Regions from separate parts of the Mus musculus genome. Here all the other regions are linked to region 1. The links are chromatin loops, found by intact Hi-C in ENCODE. Cell type or tissue: left cerebral cortex. All regions are shown on one strand. Links, peaks and the distances in the headings refer to the core of each region. The heading gives the core; the rest is flanking DNA. Region 1 has its middle 100 kb from the start of Gm39137. Region 2 overlaps Gm39137 (a long non-coding RNA gene). Region 3 overlaps Csmd1 (CUB and Sushi multiple domains 1).

Region 1 (7,826 bases), core at 1,361-6,360:
ACTGAGCTGCCTAAAAGCCTGACAAATAACTACAGTTGCTTCTCACCCTCGTGTGACATCTGCTTCTTGTTTGGAGATGTCCATACAGTCATCTGTATATTTCTCAAAGACAGACCATCCTTGGTCTCCCACACCCAGCCCATCTGAAAATTCCCTCATTGATCTCATAGATCTTGGGTTACCAATTAATCTTATAGCTGAATTCCACAGCTTGATTCTCACACCATAAAATTAGCACTTAAAGGGGCAGAACTTACCAACTTATATAGGAGAATGATGGACGGACAGGCTGAGACCTTAGTGGTAGAGTACTTGCCTAGCATGCATGAAGTCCCAGGTTCAATTCTGAGCACGAAAAAATCAGGTGTGGTCATGCATTGTAATTTCAAATTTTGGGAAATGGAAAGAGAAGGATCTGAAGATCAAAGTTATCCTCAGGTATACAAAGACTTCAACACCAACCTTGAGTAGAGACCTGGTCTTAAAAAATACACTTGCTAAGGTTAGGATTTTCTTGTTCCATGCCTTTATTATATTCAGAACAAATACTTTAAACCCTGATGTGCTCTTGAAATCCTTCAGCTTAAGGGATGAAAAGTCTAAGAACTGACACATAGCTTAGGAAACATTTAGAAATTCAAGCAATTATGAGGTTTATGTTCAACAATGGTTTTTAAAAGTTGAAATCTGTCATTTGTGGAAACTGAGTGGAATTGGAGAATAATTTAAGTGGAGTAAACCAATGCTTAGAGACAAAACTGTTCTTATGCATGGCTAGAGTAGAGAGGAGGATGGTGGTGGCAAGGAGCTCAACCTTAGATGAATAACATAAAGCAAACTCACAGTGTTAGGTGAGGACTGTGGCACAGCAGCCAAGTCAGGCTCACAGGGATCCATGCTATATTTGTAGAGAACTAAGAAAGAACTTAAGCCTCCTTGGAACCTTAAAATATAAACCTCAGAATATAAAAGCCCAAGAACTTGCAAGCACTAACCACCATGATGTGATTATTGTAAAATGTGCCTACACTGAATTTTTGCCCCAGGGCCCAACACATTCAAATGAAAGAAAAGAAGTGAACCATAAATTTCATGTGGCATTAGCACAGGTGGAAAGCAAGAATGTTGGTTGGCATTGTCTTTTGTTGAAGACTAATATAAATTATTCATAAGATTTCCTAATATGCCTTGTTCAGTAAATATGTATACATGTTATACACACACACACACACACACACACACACACACACATATTGCTGCTGTACTTCTAAGGCTGAACACAATGAATTTAAATATATCTAGTAAATGAATTAAGAGGATAAAGTGATTATATTATGATCATTAACATATCTCTGGAAATAGACACTGAATGCAGGCAGCAAGCTCGGTGCCTGTTGAGAGATACTCTTATTGAGACACATTTGCTCCAGTGGGAACAGGATGGAGTGGACACTGACTGGCTGCCCCTAGTTTGCAAATGCACTTTCAGGAGCCCTTGGTGCCACTTTCCAATGATCTCAAATGAAAGTAAGGGTGTGGTCATTTGTTCCTTTGTTTTTTGTAGTCACTAGGAAGTGGCTCAGAGCTATCTGCAGCTAGCATTCCTCATGTCTGCAAGAGGAGTTACCAAGCCTAGAAGAGGGATCCTGGTTATGTATTTCAGAGAGAGATTGAGGATGCTTTCGGGAATTAAAATAAATATGTGGCCAACAGAGTGCCCAAAGCCAGTGAGATTTAATCTAAAATCAAGTTCAATGGAAAGAGGACATAAATGAGGAGGATGGTGGAAACAGAACTTCTCCTTAAGGGGGGGGGGGGACGACGACACATTCTCAGGAAGCAACATTCTAATCTCTAGTGATGGCGATTTCAGCACACCTTGTGTTTTTGCTTCTGTATCATCCATGCTTGCTGCTAGCCAAATATTTTCACAGACACCCATACCTAAACCCAAAGCAATGACTACATCCTTCCACTAACTTTGAGGCAAAAAAAAAAAAAAAAAAAAAACAAACAAACAAAAAAAACCCAGATTGTTTACTCCCATTATGAAGACAAATAAATGAAGTTTCAATTTTACCTAAAGTCTAGAAAGCAAAAGAACGGAACCAAGTAGACAGTGAAGGGCTGGTTTCCAGGCCCCATTTTCACCCCACTTCCTATTTGCCTCCTAAGTACCTGGCATCTTCTCACTGAGTCAGGTTAAAAAAAAAAAAAAAAAAAAAAAAAAAAAAAAAAAAAAAAAAAAACAAAAAAAAAAAAACCACAAATGGAAATGTAGGTATGCTTTCTTTGATACTATGCCATTAAAAAGGACAGCTGATCAAGAAAAGAAAAATGTCTCAATTTCTTAATCTGTCGACTTCAGGGGAAGCTGGGTGTATGGCCATCTGGACTTAAAGCAGCTACAGTGGGCTATGAGGCTTTCTCAATAAAGCATGGATTTCTTAGTTCAGGATAGTGTTCTTTTAGTGTCTGGTAGAGTTCAGCTCATAGTTCCCCCTCAAATGTTTTCATTTCTTAACAATCTTGTGGTTAAATCAGACAGTAAATAGAATCATTGGAACCTCTTTAAGAGTGAGGTACAAGGCTATAGTGTACATAACAGGGCATAACGTTTTTTGTTTTTGAGCAGTAACATTCATTGAGATCAAAATCTCTCTCTTATCTCCCCCTCAACTTTCCTCTCTCCTTAAGAGTTGATTAAGAAAGCATGAAGAAATAAACAGCACCCTCATCTTGTGCACGGAGGTCACTCTTCCCTGGCCTCTTAGAACAGTTTTAGTGAAAATCTTTTCTCCCAGAAACAGAAGAGGGAATGCCACTAAGCCAAAAATTTGCCAGACATTTCTGTCCAGTTGGCATGTGACTTGCAGGCCACGATAAATTAACTTAACTCATTCATCTTTTCTTGGACTCCAAAGAGTCAACCTTGTGGTGGTTCTTTCTAGCTAAGTTCATTGTCGACAAAGTTATCTCCAAAGTCGTCACTCACTCAACTCTCGTATTGCACAAATGTTGCAGAGAATACAAATAAACAAAACTCTGGGATTGTTTCCAAGATAGACTGACAAACACAGGCTATCGCCATTAGCAACTGCTTTCCTCCATGCCTGGGAATCTTCTGAGAGAGAGAGTAACACAAAACCATCTTTATTTTTCTGATTTCAGCTCCTGGCCAGTGTCCAAGCGGGAAGGAACACCAAAGAGGGTGATATACACAATCACTGCCTTGTGCTAGCCAACAGAGATATATAGTTAGCCTTTTCCACAGCCCTTGTGGCTAGTGGTCCCAAATTACCATGGACAATCTATTAAACTCACCTTTTGAATCCGACTAAGCAGAACTATAGGGTGAATAATCTTGGCTACAATAGGATGCTGTAAATTAGCCAGAACAGAGCATGATTCCCAGAGAGCTGCATCAAAAGCTGTGTTGCCAACCTGACTGTGGGAAAGACATGCAGAAACCCTGGTTGCACAAGAGTGGCAAGGATCATTCTTGCCTCAGAGAATCATCTGCAAAACATGATGTATAGCAAACAACAAGGAGGAGGATTTATATGAGATGCAGACAGATGGCAGCAGCTGACAAGGCAGCCAAGCATCCAAAGCTACTGTATCCAGGCAGGCATCCCACATCTTGGCAGAAGAAAGTGGCAGTGACTCATACTGGCCTACTGCTTCCAAAGCTTTGTATTCCTGGGCTAATGGGTGTTGCTTCAAGTTGTGCGTAAATTATCACTAATCAGGTGGTGAGACCTGGCTAGAGTTGGGGTTCTCTAGCCCCCTTCCAGAAGCCATTACAGCTAAATGGTGGCATTTACTCTGTGTGTCTTCTTGCACAGAGCACAACAGCTACAGGATTTGTTTACTGCTCCAGCATCTAAGAGACCTGGACCACATCAAATCACCACAACCAATGCCCAAGAAAACTGAGAGCAATTTTTTTTTTCTGGACCCAGCAGTGGGGTGAATTTTCCAGTGGAGTCAGAACTGAATGGTGAGAAGGCACAGATGAATTTTGTGATGGACCTAACAGCCACTATAAGTTAGATGTCTACTCTACCAAAGAAAGCTTAAGGAGAAACAATGATACTACAAGAGCAACTATGATGTCACAGACAAGTTGGAGGCACAGAAAAGGGCTGGATACTATCAGGCGTCATAGAATTTTCTTCTGTTGTGCATTCTCACCACAGAGACATTGGTATAATACTAGCCCTGAGTCACAGGACAGGCTCTCTCAAAGGACTCCTAAGGGGACCCCAAAATGAAAAAGACTAAAACAAGGGCCAGGAAAAATTCATTTCTCTATATGAGGCATTCAAGAAATTCTAGATCCTAGTCACATTAAAGCAAATCCATGAAGTGTAATACATTATTCACTCATGGTGAATTCTTTTCAGTCCCTACTATTGGATAGATCATATCTAGCTTTCAAACAAGCAAGATCAATTAAGTAAAAATACTTTTCAGAAAAAGAAAAGGAATATGAAGTAAAGGAAGCAGGGAAGAGAGCAGAGGGTGAGAGTAGAGAAAATTTAGAGAATTCAGTTGTTAGATTCTGGGAGTACAGCAATATACCACAAATAGATTAGTGTGTTAGGATTGGAATAAAAAACTGCAAATCCATGGGAAACTAAAAGACTTAGAGAAGTCCAGAGTGGACACTGCAAGGAGCACCAAAAGTTCCTGCCTAACATAGAGAAAGTCTCTGCTGGCTCTATAAAGGAAACATCAAGGCTGTACTTATGTACTCAGAGTGTGGGAATGGATTGAATCTTCCCAGCTTTAGTATAAGGTAATTTGGCTTGAAGTTGAAGTAGTGATCACTGGAATGCCAAGTGGGGAAAGGAGGAGTGAACTGAAGAAGCTTATGGAATAACCATGAAGATGAAGTCTACAAATCTATCACATGCACAAACCAGGTTAAGGGAGCTCAGGACTCACAAGCTAGGGAAGATGGGTCAGACATCTCCTGGGCTTATTGGTTTGGTTTGTGTATAGTGTGTCTTTCTTTCTCAAAAGAGAAATACAAAAACATAAGAAGAAACAAGATTAAAATTTTCTATTCATTCATATCGAAAGCAGGAAAGCGTAGGAGGAGGTTGAAAAAGAAGAAGAGAAAAAAGAGCAAGAGGAAGAGGAAAAGGAAGAAGAGCAGGAAGAGGATGAAAAAGAATGGGAAGAAGAGGTGAAAGAGGAAGAAGGCAAAAAGAAGGGAAGAGAAGAAAGCAAGGAGTGATAAAGAGAGACAAGGAGGATGAGCATAAGGGGGAGGAGAAAAGAGAAAGGAATTTCTACAGAAATCTATAAACAAGCAGAGTGCCCACTAATGCATTTAAAATGTTGAAGAAAGAAAAACTAGAATTCTGCATCCAGTCGACAAATTGTTAAACAATGAGAAATAATCTATTAAGAAAAACTTCTAATTTCTTGGAAAGAAACCTAGAAATTGTTTTAGGAGAATGGATAATGTACAAGCAAGAATGTTAGATCTAAAGAAGGAAGGGAAGAGCCTCAGGCAAGGATAACAAAGGGAAATTAAATGTCTTGTCACTCTGTCCTTGTGGTAAGTGCACATAACCAAGGCTTGCCTTCTTATGCATCTTTGAGGACACATTTCATCAGTGAGAATAATGTCCCTGTCATCTTTCTCCAGGAAGCTGAAAAGCTGAAACCAATTTCCCATTCAAAAGTAACTCTCCCACAGCCACCACACCATGCAGCTTGCTTAGATGATATAGAGCTTCTAGGTGGAGTTAAATTAGTTGAAAATACAGAGTATAAGTATTCAGGCATGCAAATAGATTTATTTGAAAGAGATGTTATTGGCATGTTAATGCATAATAGAAAACAAGCACATAACTATTTTGACAAATATCACAGATGGTGTAAAAGTATTAGAAAGAAGAAACAAAGGCCAGATATAGCAAATGTGTCAGGGTGAGTTGGTCCCCATGGGTAGGCTCCCTTTCTCTGAGGAGAAGGGGAATGGGTGGGGGAGTGAGAGTGAGGCTGGGAATAGAGGAGGGAGGGGGCGGTGATCAGGATGTAAAGTGAATGAATGAATGAATGAATGAATGAACAAATAAATTTTAAAAACCCAAATATTTAAAATCATAATAGATTTGGCCCAACTTTTCAATTTAATCGTGAAAACAACAAGCACATGTATTAAAAGTTAGACACTATCGATGTTTGAGAACAGCACTGTTTTGTCTACAATAACACAGGGAAAAGGCAGGGAAAAGGCTATGTTCTGTAGACAGTCAAGCCTCAGGTCAAGAAATCACACCAACTCAGAGTAAGCAGAGTAAAGAACAAGAAAACCATTCTTCACCACTACAGAACACCACCGAACGAACACTGTGATGTGTACAGCAAAAGGAAAGAGTGAGCTGGTGTGCACTCACCTAAGGGAAATATCAAAATTTATCTTAAAAGGTGACAGAATTAGAAGAGGAAGGGATCAGCCTCTCACTTGGCTGAATCTTTCAATGTGTTTGGTATTTCAATAATTGCTACACAAAACATCATAGAAGACAGCAGATCTGAATGTCACTATTAGCTATGTCTAATTTTCCTTAAAATTACCCAATGTGTATTATCCAAAGAGAATGCAATTAAACTAAAATAAAAATCAACAATACTCGCCTGGAATGTTCTCAAATATATAGGGATAAAATAATCTACTTCTAGGTAAGACTAGCACTCAGAAAATTTAAATTTTAGAAGACATTGACATTTGTTTGAGCAAAGTAAAAGTTAAACTACATTTCTTTACGAGATTTATTTGACAGTGAGAATTTATAGCATTAAAAGCATATATTTATAAAGAGAAATGTTTTCAAGGAGTTCTGTGAGTGTTCACCTTGGGAAATAATGAAGAAAGCAATTTAAGGGTAAAGCAAACAGCAGAAAAATATATTGAATAAATCTATGAAATTGCAAACAGGAAAGCAATAGAAAAAAATCAACAAAACCAGGAGATGAATATTTGAAAAGATCAATAAAATTGATAAAACTCTACACAGGCCTACCAGAAATAAAGAAGGTGAAGAAGAAATTCTTAATATAAGAAATTGAAAAGGATGATTATTTCTTAGCTCATGAGATGCAAAAGAAATCATAAAAGAATGAAATCTAACTTACTTGACAAATGCAAATAAATTTGATAATTTGGATGAATAAGAATGATAATGTATGGCATTAAAGACACGCATTACCAAAACTTACAGAAAACCAAATAGAAAATCAGACAGCCCTGTGCACATTAAAGAAAATGAAATGGCAATGATTAGAACGTAGAAGTTACCTGGCCTATGTGGCTTTATTGGTCAACTATCCAATATTTAGGAAGATTTATTTTTTAAGTCAGCTTTCCCTGTTTCTTCCAGGAAACAGTAATAATATATTCTGATGTAAGCATTTTTCCTCATGCAACAGCAGACAAAGGTATGCATATAAAGTAGATGAATACAGAATTCCATAGAGTGATGTGATTGTGTTACCCAGGCACAAAGCACACCCACTGAGTACAAATGAGAGAGAGTGAAAAATGTGTAAACTTCTAATATTAGTTTAGTGTCTAGATTGGTTTTAAAAGAAACTGAGTCATAAGACTATAATTTGATAAAGATACTTCCGGGGGTGAAAGGCTAACCATCATTGCTGTTTTGTGGCTTTTATTTCAACAGAGCCTCGAGTGACTTGGTGGCTTTTCATGGCTGTAGTGAGAGTTAATAGATTACTGTAAATAGGAGATTGGCTTATGCACATGGCTTTAAGCTTAGCATCTACGGCTTCAGTGAGAACTTGTG
Region 2 (7,826 bases), core at 1,662-6,661, 90 kb after region 1:
CACAGAACATAGTTGACTCGTGCGATTATCAAGTGTTATGCACTGCTGTGCATAATTACAGTGCTACACTTCAGCTTGGCCTACAGCTTGGTGGGGTGGGGGATGTTCATTTCCTTGGTCTTGGCTTGGTATTGAGACATCCCTAGGTAACAAAACTTTCCAGGATCACTACTATTTAGGTGACAACTACCTGCCCTGTTTATTGTGAACCTGCAACCTCTGAGCTGAAGCAATGGATTTGAGGCCATTTCCCTCTGGTTTTCTAGTTTTGCAGGATTCCAAGAGTTAAGTGTTGGTCTCTGTTCACTTCCACAAGCTGTTGGTGGAGCTCTGAGATTTCAAAATCACCCAATGCCATTTAGATGCTTGATGAGCTTCCATGAAGCCGTGGAGACTCAGCCTTGTATGGCTGAAACACATTAGCACTAGTTGTGTGTGTGTGTGTGTGTGTGTGTGTGTGTGTGCAAGTGCACACACAGGTATGCATGGGGAAGCATAGTTCTACGAAGTTTATGTTGTCTCTTTGTAAAAGTAAACAACTCATGGCAAATGAAAAGATTCCAATTTTTCAGTAATCAGAAATCATACCTCAGACCCCCCGCCCCCAGCTCTGCAGATTGTGAGCCTCTCCTGCGTAGAGAAAAACAGGTGATAATATCCAACTTCAGCGTCAATCAAGGTTGGCCTGAGTGAGAAGTGGGCAGGAATATCTGGACCTTGTGGTGATCTAATGTCCTGATGATTTTCTTCAATGTAAGAAAGTGTACTTACACTCCAAACACATTCATATTCTCTCTCTTCCTCCCTCCCTCCTTCCCTCTCTCACACTTTCTCTGTAAGTGCTTACACTTCTGTATATAATTTTTTTTCTTCCATCATTTTCTGAGAGTCTACTTTGGTGTGTTAGAAGGTATAATGCTATCCTTTTGTTCATCCATGTTTTTCTCTTTGGAAGGGCAGAAATAGAGAAGACAATCGATTCTCTTACTTACCTGATATAAATGCACACAGTTTAAATCACATGTATTTTTTTTTGATTTAGGCACTGCACGGTATGCTGAACTACAACACAAAGCTAACTTCTGCCCCATTTCCCTACATCACTTGGCTTCGAAGATTCAGTGCTGGAGCTAAGTCAAGTGCTCTTGGTAAAGGATGTAATTTCAAGCTGACTTGAGCACCCACCCAGAGGGGAGGGTTTTTACAGGAAACCTAGAGCAAACCTGAGAAGTAGCTGTTGACTTGAATGTGCTTGGAGTGTTGGCCACTGTCGCATTCAAGAAGCCTTGCCCATGAGTGGCATTTGACCCAAGAACGGGAGATGTTTAACCTCTCAACCAAGAAGACCTGAAGAAAATATATAACTCTGATAGACACTGTTTGTTCTTTAATTCCATAAGCAGAACTATGAGTGATAGATGATAAGAGATTACAGAGTCATTTCGTAAATTCATGGCCTGAAATAATCCTCAAATTTCAAGGGAGTGTCTGGTGCTTACAACTACAGCATGGCTGTGGCTTTCAATGCTATTAGATGATGGCGCATCTGCCTGAACTTGAGAAACATAATGAATGCACAGTGAGGGGGTGTGGAGAGATGGAGAGTATGGCTTAGCCCCCTTTGCATTTTAATTCACGCTAGGACTGCAACCCATGACAGGTGGCCTCCATTCAGGAGAACTGAGTGCTGTGTGCCCTGGGCCCCACCCTGGGAAGGTTTCAGGCAGATGAAAAGGGGGCCTAAAGGTTCAGGGATTTTCGTCTGCAATTCCTGCAGTTGTATGCCTAGAGCGACCACACCCATGCTCTACCCTGATTGTTTAAATTGCATGTCATTACTGTAACTGTCTGACTTAATACTCTTGTCACAGTTGCTTACAGAACGATTGTTTCAAAGGAGTGTGCATTGTTGCATATTTTCAAAAAGCATTGTTAACACAAAAGGTTTCAGGATTTCATATGTCAGTCAAATAGTGAATTGTCACAGCTTCCACTGTTTGGGTTTAGAAAAACGGGAAGAAAAGTTTTTCCAACTTTTGAAACATCTCAGAAAATGAGACAAATATCTTCACAGAACACTTACTTTTCTACTCTGGCAATTACCTGACTTAGAAACCATTTCTATTTCCAAGAAAGCTCATGTGCATGTATGTGGGTACACCCCGTGCTCACCCCTTCCCCTCCACAGACACACAGACACACAGACACACACACACCCTCTCTCTGTAAGTACTTATACGTGTATATATAATTTTCTCCTTCCATCAATTTTTCTGAGTCTACTTCGGTCTGTTGTGAAGCTGTGATGCTGTTGTTCTGTTTATCCAAGTCTTTCTTTTGGGGTGAACAGTGATACAGAGCATAATTAATTCTCTTATTTACCTGACATAAATGAACATCAATGTGTGTGTGTGTGTGTGTGTGTGTGTGTGTGTGTGTGTGTGTGTGTGTGTAATGTTTCCCCTTGCAGGAGGTTACAGAGGCAGTAAGGTCCTTAAAATAAAAACAATTTTTTATTAAAATTATTTTTATTAACTTCCAAAATCATATGATTATTCCTGAAAATAATAGCAAAACACAAAATTATTTTCTATTAAGTGAGCAAGGAGAGTTCAGAAATCATCGTTTTGGAATCAAGGAAATACCAGAAATTGAATTATGTGCTTCCACGACTGTGTTAGGTATAGTTTTAATTATTATTTTGAAATGTTTAATAATCCTAGTGCAGGTTTTACTTTCCAGAATGCACCAGACAGCGACACGCATCTGATCGCTAGGTCTGCTTGCAGTATGAACATTCTAATTTCTAAATGTGTGCTGATTTCGGTAAATTCTCCAGCTGGAACTTAAACTCTGCACCCTGCTAAACTCAACAGGGTAACTTTCAAGGGGTCTTGCTATATCCATTGGAATTGTTTTTAAACTCTTGCCGCACTGGCAGTGGGGACGCAGGCTTCGTCTTACTCCCCAGTCAGTGAACCATTTGCATCCAAACTACAGCTATAGACTGTAATGTGCTGTTCTTGGAAGGTTGTTTCTAAACCTATTCCCTCCCACGAAAATGCGACTTTGCTTCAAACAAAACAAAACAAAACAACAAGAAAACAAACAAAAACACGTTTCCAACTTTTTCCACAAGCGATACATTTGGCATTAAGAATTCTGCAAGCCCAGTCGGAGCATGTCAGTAACAAACCGGAAACACATCTCCTCCCTGACTGGAGAGCAGAGATTATCCATGCTGTTAAGGGTGAGTTTGATTGTTTTAGTTCTCTGCGATGGTGCTTCTTCACACCTATTCTCGGTTTTCAGGATTATATTGGTATAGCCGAGGCACCTAGCCCACACACACCCTTTACAGTTGCTAATGACTTTCTCTGTGTCCAGGAAATGTACAGGATGTAATATGGGGCTCGAGACAAAGGCTAACACGGTAACTTGAGTACATAACTGCAGCAAACACAGCCGCATAGAATATGTAACAATGTTGGAAACTGTTTTTCAATTTCTTCATTCTCATCTCTCTGGTCTTGCATCCGGTGCAGCAAACTCAGAACACCCAAGCATCGGCTTTTTATATTTCTAAACATTTCTGTGTGCTTGCCGTATTGTTTGAACCAAAACCAACCAAATGCATCGCAGCCTTCCACCTTCTCTACCTGGAAAGGTGTTTTATCTCCTTCCAAGTTTCCAGACTCCAAAGAGGCCTTGAGGCCGGAAGCAGTTCGGTGCTCTGCGCCCCCTCCTGGCAGCCATTTATATTGCAGCCTGAGCTCTTGAAGGCTCTAGCCTGTTTGTACATAGCTAGATTTCAGGTAACATCTTGCACAGTTAGGATTTCGTTCCTTTAAAAAACAACAACAACAAAAATAATAGGTCGACGTTGTGATTGGTTTTCATAGATTTTGAGTCGATTTAATGTTTAAGTAGAGTGTGAAATCAGAAGTGTCAAAATAGTGACCACGGAATAGGTAAAACATGTTATTAGCAGTTACATTTTGCCTGCTCTGTGTTTAGAGATGTGTTCATGTGGTGAGAAGTGTAATGACATGGTGTCTGGTGTTTTCTTCAAGATATACCAAAAGCAAGAGCACATTAAAGGTGTAAACCAAATATACCCAATAAAATTTAAATTTTGAATCTTAATTTTCTAACCAAGATCCAGACAAATAGACATGAGTCCTTTCTCTCTGTGCTTCTGTAAATATCTGTTTTCTTTCCGAAATGACATTTGGACGTCTCACTCTGCCCTGCCATTAGAAAGTTAAAGCAGAATCGTTCCTGTGTATCTTTGGGGATAGAGACGGGAATGAGGCCCTCACTAAAGGTGCCAGCAGAAAGTAGGGGATAGCCTCCAATTCAGGAAGACTTGGGTAAGGTCTTGGATAAAGACCCAGGGCACTGGCTGCACTGTCTCCACCCTGGTTCACATCTGGGATCAGAGGAGAGAAATCTGGCTTCTGGCGAAGGTGAAGGATATCTCTCCCTTGAGGGGGGTTGGTACAGCCAGTTAGAGATAGAAGCAAGACCAGAGGGAAAGAAAAGAAGCCCCCAGGCCCCAAGATTCAGGTGGGGTCTGTGCCTCCTGTTCACTCTGGGCTGGGGGCGTATACATTGTTTCTATGATGAACTTTGTGGAATTGAAACTTACATTGTGTTCATGTCCCTAAACCCCCAACAGCAAACAGCCCTCACCTGGTAGAGCAAGAGTACGGAATGAACGTGACTTCGTTCTACGTGAGGTTGAGATGAATCACCACTGAATAGTGTCAGCAAGAGTTCAGTGAGTAGCGCCAAAACAGCAACACACACAATCACATACACCTACAAACACAAACATGTGTGTATGTGCACAAACAAATATACAGAAATACACACATTAGCACCATAGAGATAATACACACATGCATACAGTATGAATCATATATATAGAATGTATTATACACACAGCAGGGATTATACACACTGTATTGGGATTATACATATATAGTGTATATTACATACAGTTATATGCATACATACACACAGGAGATCATATCTCAAAGCTTACTCTCTCTGAACTAAAACTTTCTAAGTTGAAGCTCATGAACAGTTCTTTTGTTTTTAGTAAGTTGTGCATGTTTCTGGTTTTGCCATATTAATCTGAAATCAGACCCCCTTACTCCTCTAAGCTACAGGGCTGGTTGGTACCTGCTTTCTGAGTGCCATCTGATAAGTTGACCATTGTGTATTATAGCATAGCAACATTTCCTTTATTACATGGAGGGCTAGAGGACCTCACAGAAATGATACCCAGGGAAGCCTAAAGCTTCCCACTGGTGCTGAGGAATTCACCTCATAGGGCCAACTGAAACTAACTTCTCCTGGTGTTGATAAGTCTTTACCCATAAGACTGCAAGATGCTAAAAATGTCATGAAAATCAGGACAATGTGCCAAGGAATTTCAGAGCAGTGATTTGACGTTATAAACAATTCCCCATCTTTCCTGATCTCCTAAGTTCTTTTAGAAATAGAACTCTAGATGACAAAGTCCCTTTAAAAGTATCTGTGTCTACTTCCAGAATCAGAAAAACAAAGAAAGGTTGGCTGAGGTGAACTGAAGGAGAAATAGATCTGAAACCCATTTGGTAGCAATTACTCTGCGGCTTTCTTTCTCAATGCCAACTATTGTAGAGTAGATTTCTTTCTGCTTGCTTTTTCTGAACTGAAAGATGCAGGTCATTGGAGGATGTGTCTAGAGAAAGATAAAATATAATTTTGATTTCTTCAAATATATATAAAGTCCTAAACAACTTCAGGGGGTTCCATATTGGAAGGATGTAACCAGGCGATTCCTTGCTGCCTCATTGTACATGGAACCCTTGCAAACCTCCAGGAGTTGTCCCTGACTGTCAGATTGGAAATCCTTACCCTTGGTTTTATTTTCATTTTGCATTTTTTTCTAAAGTTTTATTTCTGCAGCTCCTCAGAATTATTCTTTTAGATAAGGTTGGCAGCCTTAGGGAAACACAAGCTCTTCATTGATTAAACACACGCCAAGAACTAGTCCCACATAATACAGCTCAAGAAAAATATTGACCACAGTCTGTGTGTCAGACCTTGAGGGTAAGAAGAAAAATGTCTTTCTTTACTTGCCTGGAATTTATAATTAGGAAACAATGTCAATACATAAACACAATTTCATTGCAATGCACAAGAATTTAGATCACAAGAGTGTGCCTTATAAGAATGCCTTGTTCGTAGGATTATAAGCTGTACAGTCAGAGGCAAAAGAGATGAGGCTGAAAGACCTCTCCGGGGAGGAAAGTAATGGCGGATGTGATGTTCAAACTTTCCAGATGAGGATATGAAGGTGGTTATCTTTGGGGATGCCCTGGAGCTCTGGGCTAGGAAATAACAAGTGCAGGACAAATAGTGATATACTTATCCATCCAAGGATCAGAAAATGTCTAAGATCTTGGAGGAATTTTTGAAGAAAATTAGGAAAAGGACAGTGTAAATTAGAAAACAGTTTCCTCTCACTAGAGCACTCTGTAAGTATGAGAGAAAGGGGTTAGTGGCAGGTCCTCTGTATTGAGTAGAGAAGAGTGTGGAGCTGAGTGAAGCTGTAGCTGCAACTCCTAAGCCCCTGCATACAATTACACAAGCACAGGAAAGGACAGGAAGCAGCAGAGAGTCTCCTGCCCCATGTGACAGAGGATTTTCTCCTGGCTTCATTCTATGTGTGCTTCCATTAACAAAAACAGTGTGTGCCTGAGATGTGCTGAGCATCAGAATGCGTCATCAGAGGCTAGCAGAAGATCTTGTGTCCGAGCTTTGCCCCCATTTCACACTGACCTATGCTGAAGACTCTGACAACCAATCTGCCCTGGTCCATGCTGTAGACAGTCTCCATCCATGTGTGGCAGAAAAGCTGAATTACTCTCATTAGTACAAATATACTGAGATCTGGACCTGCCTCTAAGTATGAAAAATCAAGCCAAAGCCACATGGGCCCCATGCACACTAGAATGGAATTGAATTTCTCCAGAAAGCAGAAAAGCATATTGGCAGAACATGTTCAATATGGCAATAACCAAAACAACCAACCACAATCAGCCACTTGTACAGGTGTGTGAATAGCCCACAGCTATAAGAGAATTAATTCACACAATATACATATAATCTGACATTGTTAGTGCCAGGGAACCATAAGTGTTTAATCTGTGACAAATTTTCCCTTGTTAAGTGACAGTTGCATATATAAAATACACAAACAGTAGAGACGGTGTGTACTCTGCAATGCAGTTGACATAATTGGTGATACGTGATCTCTGCGTGGCAGATAGAGATGAATGACAGATGTTAGACAGAAGGAAAAATTTTAGACAGATAAATAGATTATAGATGGAGGTAGATGGTAGGTTATAAAATAAATAATAGAAGATTGGTGAGAAAATATAGATAAATAGATGATAGGTGATAGAATGATGATAGAAAAATAGATGGTATATGATAGATAAATTTATTATAGATGATAGATGACATATATAAATATGTATGCAATAGAAGATAAAGAAATATATGGTATATTATTTATAGGTAGGTTTAATATAGATGATAGATGCCATATATAATAGATTTAATAGATAATAGAGAGTTATTAATTATGATCATGCGTTATATGGATATTTTCACGTAAGTCTCAAATATTCTTAGAGAGTAAATCATCCCCTTTTCAAACATGTTCTTCACCCCTCATCTTTGTCATGTTCCATCAATTTTCACTCATATGTCAGTGGCATTTATTCAAGCAAGTTTCCCCCAAAGAACTGGCTATCATTAAC
Region 3 (7,826 bases), core at 1,935-6,934, 270 kb after region 1:
TGGTACTGAAGCCCAGGTTTGAATTACAAGACCAGACATCATGAGCAGACAGGCAGAAAACAGGCTCCACATGGTTCTGATGATACACGTTGACCTTCAAGAAGCAGAAGTAGCTGAGGTCATCTCAAGAAAGAACTGATTATGTATGGTGTAGTTGCTCTAGCACGACATCCTGTATAATGCTTATGATGAACTGTAGCAAATGCCTTATGGGGACACTCAGGATAAAGGATAGGCACTGGAGATATTACGAGGAAAGAGAGAAAGGTCAAAGACCACTGAGAGCCCTTCTGTCTGGTCTGGTGACGATCAGTTTGGAAGACTGGCTTAGTGGGAAGGCAATGGGCTCACTGCTGTTAGCTTAATTTTAAGCTGACATCGTGGTGTGGTTAGAGGGAGGAGCCAAAGAGTTGTCCGCTGAGAAGAAAAGCCTCTTGTCAAGGTTTCTCATTCTACCCCCAGCACAATAGGTCTGCAGTGAGTACAGTTTCACAGCACAGACAGTCAAATCCCACCGATCACTTATGAATGTAGAGTCAGCATGCCCCTGCTGGAGAAGAGGAAGCACATTGGAACATGAAACACTTCGCCTTCTATCAGTGATAACCCAGCGAGGCCTCATTAGCTCGCTGAACTACCTAGAGTAGTGTTGGCCACTCATCTTCCTGTTTAATTATCAGACTCTCCAGTGGATCCATCTTGTCCAGGGCATCTCACCTCGCTATGGTTACGGCCTGATACATTCTACTAGTGTGGCTTTTTTTGAGTAAAAAGGTTGACTATCACAATGCACTTGGTCTTGGTGCAAATTACGCCATTGAATTACACTTGGTTTCTAGGCTGCCTGTCCTCATTTGCAGCTTAATAGCCTCCTTGGCTTTTAGACACACTCAGTCTCTGATAAGGCTTGTGTTCAAGTCATCTGCACTTTACTTAACTGTGCCCCAAAGCACAGAAGTAATGAGGGTGTTGATTTGAATATACTAAAGAGAAACCTGAAGATGTTGCTTTAAATGAAAAGGGGAAATTGCCTGACTCCATAAGGAAAAAAAAAAAGTCACACTGAACTATCTAAGTTCACCAACAGAGCAAATTTCTATCTGTAAACTTGTGAAAAAGATAAGCTGATTCATGGTAGGTTTGTTGTTAGGCCTCACACTATACTCATCAGATCCACAGCACACAGTGAATGCACAGCCAAGGTACAAATGGCAGTGTGTGAGATAACTTGGTCCTGCCCACTATTTCACCATTCAAAGGGGGTGATGAAGTATTTTCCCATGGACAAATACAACACTTTCCATCAACCTGTTTCTTTTTCTACCTTCACTACTTCATAGTGAAACATTCCAGGCAGATCTACTCTTCCTATTGCATTTCTATGCCCGCATGTTAAGTGATATATGCTAACATTGATATGACCTCTTTCAGCGAGCCAATGAGATCTAGAAAGAACCTTGAAGAAGATCCTATGTGACCCAGGACACAGCGAACTATTACACACAGAGAAAGGTTAAAGGTTGAAGAAAGTCATCTTGGTTCTAGTTTTAAAGGCGTTGTTTTATTCACTTATTGCCACTGCTTCTCATCCCCAGCAGAGTTGCTTGCACCATCCATCCTCCTTTCCCTACAGCTGGATCTTGGTCAGATGAAGAAGAGAGTGGAGCCACTGTCTCCTAGAACATCTCTGAGACTGCTTCCATCTCTTTCTCTTACTTTGACATAAGATCGTTTGCTTCTATTGGATATGAAATTGCTTTATTGAAACTCTCAATGATTAACATTTTTCTCTGTCCATGAGCCCAATCCTCTGTGAGAAAATTCCCAGGCTCCCCATCTTTTTCATCTTTCATTGAAAATGCAAGGTTACCCTGTGAGGAGAGGCTGCATAGAAAGACACTTCCTCTAGACTGGAGAAAGCTTTCTTCCTCTCATGGAGAGAGCTCTTTATGCAGCATGTTCTTCACTCATGTCAGATATTGATGGTGGCCTTTTTCACTGTCTTGGAAGTCAGCAGGGGGCTGTCTAAGGCAGTGAGCCCCAGTACGAGTCAGGGTTCTTCTTCACATACATGTTGATATAGAGGCCAAGGGGATGTGACTTTAATGGCTGTAAAGATGGGTAGTGGAAGCGGGGAGATGAACAAATTGCTGCAAAATTTCCAAGCATCATTTAGTAATGACTGCCTTTTAAAAAGGAAGAACAAAAGCAGGCTATACAGCTGGCGCTGCATACTAATCTCAATTTATTCATAAAGTTCAAGTTCAAACCTCATCATGTCTAAATATTTTCATTATTTATTACAATTAGCATATGCATGATTCCTGCTACCTGTCTGCCTTATTCAGGAGTGCTTGTCCTGCAGAATAACACTGAAGAAAACTTGAACAAATCTCTCCTGCTAGTGCTTAGTGCCCACCTCAGCCCAGCCCAGGCATGCTGTCATTCAGCCTGGCACAGCGCTGTGCCACAGATAGGTGCTCATCGAATGTGGAAAGTGTGTGATGCAAATATGCATTAATTAATATCTTAGAGGCAAAAGGTAAGAAAAATTAGTCTTCATGTTATAATTTGAAAAATGAGTCATGGTAGTTAATTAACCTATCTAATACCTTAAGGTAATGAATGCCTGAATCGATTCACAATTAACAATTCAAATAACCTTGCCTTTAAAGTGGCCTTATAATACCTGTATTTAAACCTAGACAGCTGAAGCACTCAGTGTTGATCTTTCCTGGCATGCCTGTGGTGGTATTCCAGTATGTACTGAAGCTACAAATTCATTAGCAGGCAAAAGACTTCTGTAGATAATGTTCACACCATACTTGGATTCTCGTTGCCTGCTTACTTCATATTTAAATGTATCCAGCATATTCTTAAGAAATATATTGAATTTGCCTTCTTTGTCCTTGCAATTTGTTATGAGGAAAAAAATTAATGGTAGGGACCAAAGACAGAATAATATGCTGTTTAAAGCCATGACAATTTGGTGATTCCAGTGCACACCAGGTCAAACTGTGACTGTCTGGGTGTCTGAATTCCTGCCAGAGCGTGCAGGTGAGAGTCACTCTGCTTTCAGCTATAGTTGAGCCCATCTGCTACAGCTTGGGAGATACTTGGCTAATATTGGAATAATGAACAGGTATCAGAAACAAAGGAAGTGGACTGCGGCCACTGAAAGAAAAGATAACTCTGTTCTATGTAAACTCATGCAAGTTTAGTCAAATCCTGTCATCTTGGAAAATCAGCTTTTTGTGTGTGTCCAAAATAGCAAGGATATAATTTATGATGCCAAATTCAGTTGGTTCTGTCAAGCTTAACCAGGCTCTGGTGTTTAACCCTTACTTGAACTATGATGTTTAACCCTTACCTAGACTACATGTCCACATGTTTTGTCAGGATCTCAAGCACAGCATTGATCAGACTGAATTCACTGCTTCTCGCTCTCTCCTCTGCCAAAAGAATAGCAGTTATGGATTTCATTTGCTTTTTTGAGTGGTTCATGGATGCAGATTCCTAAATTACTGAGAGAGAATTCATCCACCCTGAGCTCTGTATTGGCTCCCCTCATACCCTGTCCTCACCAGCATGGAGCCCCAGCTGTGTCCTCTCCACTTCCACAGCCAGGTCTGTACCTTCCCACACCATCTCTCCTCTAGTAACACAGCATAGCTTGCTTGCTGTCCTGGGTTTGTCCTCTCTTGTTCATCTTCCCTGTGAGATGAACTTAGTTTCTTAAACACACAAGGCTCTTAGGTTGCTGCTATTGGTAGGACCAGGAAAGATGTTTTCATTTGACAGAGAAAATATTACATAACTTGTTTTTGATAACTCATCTCCCCTTGGCCCCCTCTCACTTTTTAGCCGATTCTGACATGATCCTCTACCCTGAGTGCATTGGATTTAGTGTGTTTAAAATCATTCCGTGTTGCTCTTTCTAAAAGACTATCCATTCCCTTTCATAACGTTCATCCTGATCCTGTTTACTGAAATGTCCTTAGAACCTATCTCAAGTGTCTCTTCTTTGGTGACCACGGATCCACAGATATTTGGATGATTCCACTTCTCAGACTTGCATGCCTGCTTCTTTCTGAACTTTTCTTGTAGATGACACATTCTAACCATCGGAAAGATCCTCTGCTTTTGTTCTCCCAGAAACCGATCCCAAGTACTCGGTAGTACTCAACTTCCTGCTTTCTAATCCCGTCTACCTTTGTAACCCTTCAAATATTTATTATCCTCTAATGATATAGACTGGAATCAAACATAAGGATGTATACTTGTTTTAGATGTATGAATTATATGCTTATAAAAATAATTTATTTATGACATTTGACTAAATGTGAAATGAGAGAATTCACTTCAACATTTTTTTACAAATTTCACATCAAATTTTAAATCAGATGGTTGATGGTGGCACCTTCTGGCCAATTGTGATATTGCATCTGGATCCATTGTTTTGAGATTGGAAGACACTCTTCTGGGACCTGAAGTCCTGGAGATTAGTCATAGTCCATAAGGACCTACGCCATGGTAGGCACATGGTAGTCTTTTAAGTTCTGAACACCACACAACTCTTACTTACTGTTCGTAAATACAAGCTTCATTAGGGTAGAGCTCATCAACACGGCCAACTTATGAATATCCAGTTTCTATGCTGAGTTCTCAGCATATCTAGCCTTGAGATCATATCTTAAGACAATTAATGCTCATCTTACTAATTATTAATCACTTGGATGTGTATGAAGTACCACCTCCTTTTTAGGAAATATTAAGCACCTAATATACAGCGAATGTTCACATAGCAGGGTCAGCTACACCAAAAGTATGTGAGCATTTATAATGACTCTTTACTAATTGTCTGCTCTATTTGGTATGTGACAATTATGTTCCTATAAGAGCAAAGTGTGGATATATAAAATTTTTACATAATATTTAAGTTCAAGAAGAATTAGAAACTATTATAAACCTTTCCTCTAAAATGTTTTAAATGAGCAGATAAATGATGCCATAAACTTGATAATGTTTCATGGGAGCTAATGACCAAGACAGACCTAGAATGCAGAGAGTGGTGCCTGAGTGTTTTTATACTTGGCAGTCCCCACACATTCCTGTAAATACAATTTGACCTGTCACAAGAGTCACCTCATGAGCTCCAAAGGCAAGTGTCTGAATGAGCTCTGTCCATGTTCTACAATTGTGTGCACTTGTCCAGTTAGTTAAGTAGTTAATCTTCCTAACCATCAATATGCAGATCTTGGTTCACCTGCCCACAGGTTGTTATGAAGAACAGAATGATAGCCCCTGTAGGGTGCTTAGCTCGTGGAGCCAACATGTGTTCTACAAACTCCACAAATACAAATCATTTAGATCCTTAACTGGCCGTCATTTCTATAAGCCTGTGACATCTGTTACCTCTGTCCTTTAGTGCACAGTTCCTACTGAGTTAACTAGCTCACATTACTTACACAGGACCACACTATCTCTTCTCTGAAATCTCCACAGTATTTGAGGACCACAGCTTCTGAGTTTTAGCCCATGGTAAGCTGTCTCCATTTCTGATAGCTGTCAGGAAACAGAGTATTATGATGAGAAAGAATGTTCTGGGCCAAAGTGCTTTGCTTCAGGGTTGTCACACAGAGAAAGACGAGAAGTCCTGGTAAAAGAGCATCCCCTCAAGAGAATATTCCTACTGTCTTCCTCCTACTAGGACCCACTATTTATCTCTACCATGGCAGAAGGTGTTACCTTGAAATTATGACATAATCAGTGCATTAATTATTAGTTACATCATATTCTCCTGACATGATCATGTTCCCAAAGCCCCACCTCTGAACATTACACTGGAGAGGACGCTTTGGAGGGATCCTTATATCTGAACAATGACTCTTTTCTATCCCAGCAGATACCTCACTACCCAGTGCCTCAAATCAGGGTGAGTCTAACCTGAGTTTGCTGACATATTTGGGTGCCACTGAAAAACAGGGTAAGCAAGACAAATATTCCTTTAATAAGGCAGCCATGGAGTATTTTGGATAAGATAGAAAGAGCATCTGCATTTGGTTGTCACTTTTAGTAGTGCTTTGGGGGATTCTTTGTGCATTTTCATGTTTATGATCACTGGGGTTGAGGACTGCATTAGTTCTGTTCCCATACAAGGAGTTTAGGATGAATAGGACTTGCCTGTCTGCTGTGGCAGCTGTCACATCTTCATCTCATGCAACTTTTCCCTACTTGTCCACATCTGAGAAGGTGATCAACAAGGAGACATCTGCAGTGGCTTTTTACTCATTGTAGGGATTAGAACAGATCTATGAGGCTAGGCCTAGCCATCCAAATATAAGTACATTATGAATGTTTATTGACAGTTTCATTGACATGTGAGGACCAGAGAGGTTGCATTCAGTAATCTCACAATGGATAAGGGAAAGCATCACTCAGATTTAGCTATAGGATTAGGGGGTGGGAGGGACTTGGCTTTGATGTTGAACTACATGGCCTTCTGTGGACTTTACCTAAACCCTTTGCAGCGTTTTCTCTTTCCCCATGGAAACTGAGCACAATGACCCCTGAGAGCTGAGCATAGGTGATGCTTGACACAGTATTGACACATGCAAGCGTTTAGCAGCAGGCAGACATCATTTGTTATTATTATTTTATTGACAATATGGAGGCCACTCATTGTCAAAGGTCACACTAGTTGTTGGAGGTGTAGAAAGATGAGGAGAACCAAACTGAAGGCTATGAATAGGGCTCTGATTCCCAGGAAGCTGCTTGTCTATGTCTCGCTCACTTCCCTTTTGTCAGGTATAGAAAAGGAAAAAGATGTCTGCAGATAGTTACGTTCTTCGTATTCAAGGCTCTTTGTCCATAGCATCCCTGATGAGTTAGTGAAGGCTTGACAGCATCTTTTTATTCAGTAAGTGCTCAGGAACAACCCTCCCACTTGCAGACACTGCAAGGCCTGACTAGAAAGAAAGGCCAGATCACACTTTTCCTTCCCATCTGCCTGGAGCAGCCTTGGGAAGGGAGGAGCTCAAATGCTTTCTCTATTAGCTGCATTTCCCCCTTCAAACAGTAGATGATTTCAGGAAAACATAAGAACTTGAGTTCATGGCAAGTTGGTTAGACTTCATTCAGAGACATTTTTCAGTAATTATTTTTCAGAATTTCCCACCCATCTAATTGCTATTCCTCCCTCTTCTGCTTATCCCACATTCATCGTTTATCTCAGAGGAGAGCACTTTCAGCTCTGTAATGAGCTGTGCTTTCATTTCTTACAATGGAGAGATTCTTATTCAACAAAGATACAGACAGAACTCAAGGCTGTGGTGCAATTTTGTTCTTAGCAACAAGTGAAGTTTCCTATGTGACTTCCTAGCCAAAGGCACTTTTCTTTATTGATTCATGATTAGCTCAATATATCTTTATCTATCTATCTATCTATCTATCTATCTATCTATCTATCTATCTATTGTTTTCATCTATCAATCATATGTGCTTGTATGAATATGTATGTATGTGCCTGCCTGTCACTTATCTGTATCTATTTATTTATCAATTAAGTATATGTGCCTTTACATAATTGCCTTTTTAATATTTATCTCCTGTCATCTATCAACACATATATGTGTGTGTCTACCTACCTATCTTTAAATCTATTCACTTATCAAAAATATATATCTGTCTATCATCTATCTCCTATTCATTCTCTCTCTCTCTCTCTCTCTCTCTCTCTCTCTCTCTCTCTCTCTCTCCCTCCCTCCCTCCCTCCCTCCCTCCCTCCCTCTCCCTCTCCTCTCTCATATACTTGTCTATGGATTGGA

The links. A loop is a pair of places that touch in the nucleus more often than their neighbours do. Peaks named below come from ENCODE experiments on the same cell type or tissue, not always from the same donor. Only the 100,000 strongest peaks of a DNase experiment are listed, where the experiment ranks them.
Region 2: a loop joins it to region 1, with 5 times the contacts of the local background. A loop is called at or near these places in 7 of 42 quality-filtered maps.
Region 3: a loop joins it to region 1, with 3 times the contacts of the local background. A loop is called at or near these places in 2 of 42 quality-filtered maps.

What each region holds. Positions count from the first base shown.
Region 1 is chr8:17,660,269-17,668,094 of GRCm38, reverse strand. No RefSeq gene overlaps it. Among named protein-coding and RNA genes, the nearest start is that of Gm39137, 100 kb to the right of the region's middle. In left cerebral cortex, for the core only: a CTCF peak has its summit at 3,579; DNase peaks (open chromatin) are centred at 3,182, 3,624 and 4,862; H3K27ac peaks cover 1,897 bases.
Region 2 is chr8:17,570,178-17,578,003 of GRCm38, reverse strand. It overlaps Gm39137 (a long non-coding RNA gene), which reads right to left. Exons shown (of 3, transcript XR_870169.1): 3 at 3,589-3,845. Among named protein-coding and RNA genes, the nearest start is that of Gm39137, 12 kb to the right of the region's middle. In left cerebral cortex, for the core only: a CTCF peak has its summit at 3,748 (motif pointing left); a DNase peak (open chromatin) is centred at 3,731.
Region 3 is chr8:17,390,751-17,398,576 of GRCm38, reverse strand. The region is part of intron 1 of Csmd1 (CUB and Sushi multiple domains 1); the gene reads left to right. It overlaps C030002A05Rik, which reads left to right. Exons shown (of 1, transcript XM_030243881.1): 1 at 1-7,826. Among named protein-coding and RNA genes, the nearest start is that of C030002A05Rik, 98 kb to the left of the region's middle. In left cerebral cortex, for the core only: a CTCF peak has its summit at 4,428 (motif pointing left); a DNase peak (open chromatin) is centred at 4,438; H3K27ac peaks cover 360 bases.